Regions from separate parts of the Homo sapiens genome. Here region 1 is linked to region 2. The links are chromatin contacts, found by Hi-C or POLR2A ChIA-PET in ENCODE. All regions are on one chromosome and are shown on one strand. The core of a region is the stretch at or near the end of the contact, and the rest is flanking DNA. Distances in the headings are between cores, read along the strand shown.

Region 1 (2,840 bases), core at 180-2,679, 200 kb before region 2:
TCTGTCTGGTTGTGCAGAGCATGCTGTGGGAACCACATGGGCTGTGTGTTGATCTCTGTGTGGGCACCCGCTTCCCTCCTCCTCCAACCTGCCCCCTTCTCTGGACTGTCTTCATATCACTGGGAGAAAGGCAGTTCACGAGTTGGATGTAATGCATGCTATCTGTTTTTATTGTAGAGGTTTGACTAGGACCGAGTAAAATCCTTAGGAGGCCCCCAGCACAGAAGATAGTATTACATGCTGCTCCTGTACACCCCAATATATAATTCAAAATGACACAAAATTTAAATTTATATTTAAATTAAAGTACCTTCTTCAAAATATTTCTTTGGAATATTTTGATGTCAAAATTTTAAATAAATTTGTTAAAGATAAGCTTTTCTTTTGGGGTGACACATGGAATCCAAGCATACACTTAGTAAGACTTATGTGATCCAGCATGGGGTTGGCCCCAGATCCCTCCAGAACACAATTCAAGATTATTTCATAATAGAAGTGATGCCTGACACAAGTCTTGTAAAATGAGCAAAGTGTTTCCAGCCTTTTTAAGTTTGCCACTTATACTGGGAGGAGAGGTTGGGCTGGACTGCAGGTGCAGTTGGCAAAACTGTCCTGTCAATGCAGACATAATTCTGGGAAATTACCAATACCCTGGACAATTTGCAGTAAATTTTTGCCAGGTAGATAATTTATCTGCTTTTAATATCTCTTAGTTGAGGTGTTAAGAAATAGCAGAATGCCCCAAGGATTACTGATAGGTGGTGAGAAGGAATTTGAGGGGAGTCAGAGACAGGGCAGGTTGACAAACCGGACAGTCACCTGCTGAGTAATTAAATAAAGGTTATGATTTATTTTAATGTAGTTGCAAAATATCTGGTTAGGGTGTGTGTGTAAATATATGTGTGTGAGAGACAGACACACACAGACACAGGCAGAGATGGAAGAAGCCAAAAGGTGATGTCCACAATTAAATTTAGATTAATATTTGCTGGGATTTTGATTGGATTTACTTTCTGTCTTGAAAGAGATTAAACTTTAACAAAATGCTTTCCAGTTCTTAAACATATATAATTATCTATTTTTTAAAAAAGGTATGGTAAAGGTCTTAATTTCTGCCATCTCATTCCCTCTGGTTAAAAAAAAAAGAAAGAAAGAAAAAAAATCACCCAGCAGAGCCATCTATCTTGTATAATCATCCTCATAAACCCCTAAAGTATGCTTTGCTCCCAAAACATTATTGGCATGGATCCTGGCATACAATCATCACACCAGTAATTACAGCTGTTAACTGGAATATAGTCGTTAGTATTTACTAGCCTCTATTATGAACACATAAATCATTTCATAAAACGGTGAGTGGACACATTACTTGTCGTTTTGTTTATGTTAGACATTCTCTGCAGGTATTCTACATGAAAGTTAAAGCATTCTGAGGCTCTTTTTGTAGACTGTGCTTATCATTAATAGAAAGCAGCATGTGTGCATCCTGCAAGCCCATTTCCTTATTTAAAGTGGGCATCCTTCCTCTGCTGAGATGTGCTTCCTCTTTCGTTACAAGACTGAAGATCAAGCCTTTGTAAACCCTTAAAGGTACATCCCTTCCAAATGACCTTTTGTCCTGAGCGACGAAGATGTATTGTTTAGTCCACTCAGAATTACATGGGGTGTCCTAAGAATTTTTGTTTTGGTTAATTAAATTTGGAAATGTGTCATTTTTTCCTATTATAAAGCATAAATGAAAGTCCAGTCAAATTGATTTTAGAGTTCTGGTAGATGAGATAATTGCAGAAGCTAAATGATTTAGGGTTTAAAAATGTGTTTAGCTTTTCTTCACTTAGAGAAACTTAAAACATATTTAACTTAAGTGAACTTGTCTGTGCTTCTTTTAATCTTATAAGGTGAGTTTATATCAATGTCATATGCTAAGCAGTCTTATGAATTAAACTAAATGGAATGAGGCGCTGTTTGTGTGAACAAAAGTATTCATTTTACACATAAAGATGTTTGTTCAAAGAAGCTAAAATGGAGATCTAAATCAGAATTCATTGAAATATGTAAGATATTGTTTTACAAGCTAGATTTTTTTAAGGCGGGCCCTTTAATAGTAGCTTTCGCCAAGAGTTCTGTTTTTCTTTAAAGTTTTGAAGCTTTTTTTAAACCTTTGTTCAAAGAACTATAGACACTAGAATTTTTTTAAGAGTCCAAAAGTGTAGAAGAACAGGACTCTGCAGTGGCAATGAGTTTATATATTGTATCATGATAGAAAGCCAATTTGATTAATATGACAAAACCTCCATTTTCTTCTACTGTACATGTTCAAATTTTGCAGATCATTTTGTGAAGTTTTTACTTTCCGTTAAAAATATATTTTTAATAAAAACTTTTCATAAACTTTATGAAATGTAAATTTATGGCTTCTTGCTGTGTCTGTATTATTACATGCTATTTACCCTGTTTTCTAATAACTGTCTTGTACTCTGCTATTTCCTTACATTTGTTTCTGGAAGAATCTTCCTTGCCTTTAGCTGCCATGTTCATAGAGCAGTAAGTTCTGCTGTTGTTTCTCACTCCTGCCAAATATGCTTATCATTATGTTGATGATTTCTCTTCCTATTCCAAACCCTAACACTTTTCTCCTGGACTTGCAAGAATTTCTCCCTCCATCTCTGCATATTTTATATATTCAAATAAAAATCTTTCAAATTCCCTGCTTTAAAATAAAATCACCTTAGCCCCTTTCTGAGCATGCTAAACTCAAAGGAAAAGAAAATATTAATTAAGCCCTGGGTTGCAGAGCTTTCTACCTGTGAATCTCTCTATATCTGGCTGCCTTTTTTCTC
Region 2 (2,883 bases), core at 299-2,798:
TGCATTTAACTTAGAAGTATGTTAAAAGCTTAACATACTTCTGATGCTTAAACCAAATCTTACAAAAGCACTGTAAATAAAGGATTTTGTTGTGTTTTGTTATTTAATGAAAGGGAGTTGCCGACTCTCCCCATAGATGTCAAGCGCTAAGAAAAGATGGATCCCAACTGGAGCCAACAGACAGATGATGTATCATGGTGCCTCTGACATTTGGTAACCTCCAGGCCCTCAGAGCAATTGCTCAGGGAAATGCAACATTGTAGGTCTGGATCTGTTCTACCAGATGGAAATTAGTGCCTTAAAATAGCCCAGCATTTTTCCCCCACCACTGAGAACATTTTAAATGGAATCTCTTTTAGATTTAAATATTTTTAAATCTTCAATGGACATTTAATGAATCCTTATAGAATAGCTTTTATTTTCTTGATAATTGATGAAATTAATATCATCTGTTTTAATTTCAAAGCATGCCAAGCATTTTAACCTGCAAATCCGTAACCTACCAGGATTGAACTTTAACTACTAGATTTTAAGGTGCTAATTCTTAATAATTTCTATTTAATTTTTTTGTAAATTTTAACCAGAACCTAAGCTCTGACTTTGTGATTCAGTTATGTTTGTATATACATGTCTTCATTTTTGAGTGAGTAAGAATATTAGAGTTGTTCTATGGATTTGATGCGATATATGCATTGTGATTTTAAGGAGAGCATGTTTCTCATTTAGATATTGACTAGAAATAGAGAAAACCTAACCAACAACTTCTTAATTTACTTTGTTTGTTTAATGAGCAGTTTGGGTTTGGTATTAATTTCTGCCTTCATAAATTTCCCTTCTCTTGAATAATGAGGATCTTTCAACCCACTGCCCTTCCATGTGAAAATGGTTTTTTAAACAACCTTGGTTATAGTTTTAAACTTCGCTGGAAGAATTAGGTCATCCAAAATATGTGTGGGGTGTGAAGTTTTGTTTTCTGCACAAAGACTTGTCATGAGTCTAAACATTTCTCTCTCAAGTAATTTACAATTTAATTACCTTGTGTTATGTTCCCTCAGGAAGGGGAGGAGAAGGGAAAGGAAGAAAAGGCAAAAAAAAAAAGTTTTAAAAATGTGTGCTGCATTCAGGATTTAGATTTCACCTTATAAAGTTTTTATTACAGCGTCCTCCTCCCCTCATTGTGCCATGAAATAGTGAATCACTCTGCTTGGTCTCTGAGGACAGATGCTGTTCTCATGTTTTATCCTGACACCTCCGAGATGAGCTTTCCATATGAAGGAAGGGAGGACATTTGATGTGTCCAGTGTTGTTCTGGGGCCTCCCCTTCTCTGGAAGTCACTGACACGTGTAGTTTTGGCATTGAAGCCCAGCGGGAGACGACATTTGGCCAATTCCCCTGCTGATTAATGTGCCTGAGGGTCCATGCCACCCTTTGCCCCCTTCCAGTGCATTAGTTTAAAAAAAAAAAAAAAAAAAAAAAGGCTTTCATACGCTCCACTGCCGGGTGAGCTGGGCACAGGTCCAGCGGCGCCAGCAATTTTCCGTCCTTTGTGTGAGTGATCAGAGGCCAACCCCACAAAACTGACAGTGGTTGCACTCAGTGCTACTAATGATCTTCAGTAGCCGAAGACTTCCTTCCTCGTGTGGCCTGAATGTTTTTACTGGGTAAATATGTGATCTGGAAAGTGGCCACAGAGACGCAGCCTGATAAAGTTCATCGTGTGCTTCACATGTTCATGCTGACTTTTCCGCTGAAGCTCATCAGGTCTGTGGCAGGCAAAGACAGAACTTACGAGACAGAAAATGAAAAGTTCGCTTTTGCCTTATAGGCAGTTTGCAGATATGCTTTCTGAAATGTGTCGGCCTCACTTTGTTCATTCTTTTCTCACTGAAAAGAGCTTTGCAGTCAAGCTAACAATGCATGTGGTGGACTATTTTTAAGACCAAGGAGTCTTTGGCTCTGGCTTACCTTTACCTGTCCTTTTCCACTTCTCCACTTCTTCATCCTGAACATCCAGTGAGTCCGGAACAGCCAAGTTACTGCTTGTGTAATGGGCACAAAAGTAGGTGATCATGCTGTGACTGGCTGTCAGTGCATTTACATGCTCTCCAACACACATAAAAAAAATAAAAGCCATCACTCCAGTCACAGAGTCAAATGCTACAAATAAAAATTAATCTCTAAGGAGTTTTGGATTGTTTTTTTTGTAGGGGTATAGAGAGTCTCACTCCGTCCCCCAGGCTAGAGTGCAGTGGCTCAATCATAACTCACTGCAACCTCAAACTCCTGGTGGGTTCGAGGAGCTTCCAGACTCAGCCTCCCTAGTAGCTGGGACTACAGGCACATGACACCACACCTGGCTAATTTTCTTATTTTTTGTAGAGATGGGGTCTTGTTATATTGCCCAGGCTGGTCTCAAACTCCTGAACAACTTCGAGACCAGCCTGGGCAATATAGCAAGTTGCTCAAGTGATCCTCCCACCTTGGCCTCCCAGAGTGCTAGGATTATAGACATGAGCCACTGTTCTAAAGAGATTTTAATTCTGTACCCTACCTTCACTTAGTGCTAATCAAACCACGTAAGATGGTAGTTTTTATATATTTATTAAATTTCTGAAGACGTTATCAACCACCTTATGGTTTTTTGTTCTAAAAACAAACCAACTGTGACCAGACAGAAATTTCCTTGGAATTATGTATTTACAAAAATTCTTATGGGGAGGGTAAAAGTGGCTGAAACTCCTCTTTGGCCTTTGTGCATTGGCTGTGTAGAGACCTGGTGAGAGATGGTGACTGTGGGCTGGAACTAGGCTACCAGGGATTGAACATCTAATTTTTCAATATGCTAGCTTGCTCTGGCAAATACCTCTAGAAGCAGGCTTCAG

The links. Hi-C counts contacts between places; a loop is a spot of excess contacts on that map. ChIA-PET counts read pairs that join two places held with the same protein, here RNA polymerase II (POLR2A). Pooled maps may share reads with other maps.
Region 1: a map of cardiac septum shows a loop between it and region 2 (2.3-fold over the local background). The contact joins two enhancer-like sites. A Hi-C loop is called at or near these places in 3 of 168 maps with a recorded cell type or tissue (cardiac septum, endothelial cell of umbilical vein and heart left ventricle) and 2 of 50 pooled maps. POLR2A ChIA-PET finds 5 or more read pairs at or near these places in 1 of 52 experiments (PC-9).

Annotation. Positions count from the first base shown.
Region 1 is chr6:2,027,305-2,030,144 of GRCh38, reverse strand. The region is part of intron 4 of GMDS (GDP-mannose 4,6-dehydratase); the gene reads left to right. Among named protein-coding and RNA genes, the nearest start is that of GMDS, 220 kb to the left of the region's middle. Within about 2 kb of position 1,429, at least 2 of the 41 ENCODE cell types and tissues checked have a DNase peak (open chromatin) inside an H3K27ac peak, as active enhancers do; they include endothelial cell of umbilical vein, where a contact is called at or near this core.
Region 2 is chr6:1,831,721-1,834,603 of GRCh38, reverse strand. The region is part of intron 7 of GMDS (GDP-mannose 4,6-dehydratase); the gene reads left to right. Among named protein-coding and RNA genes, the nearest start is that of FOXC1, 220 kb to the right of the region's middle. Within about 2 kb of position 1,548, at least 7 of the 41 ENCODE cell types and tissues checked have a DNase peak (open chromatin) inside an H3K27ac peak, as active enhancers do; they include endothelial cell of umbilical vein, where a contact is called at or near this core.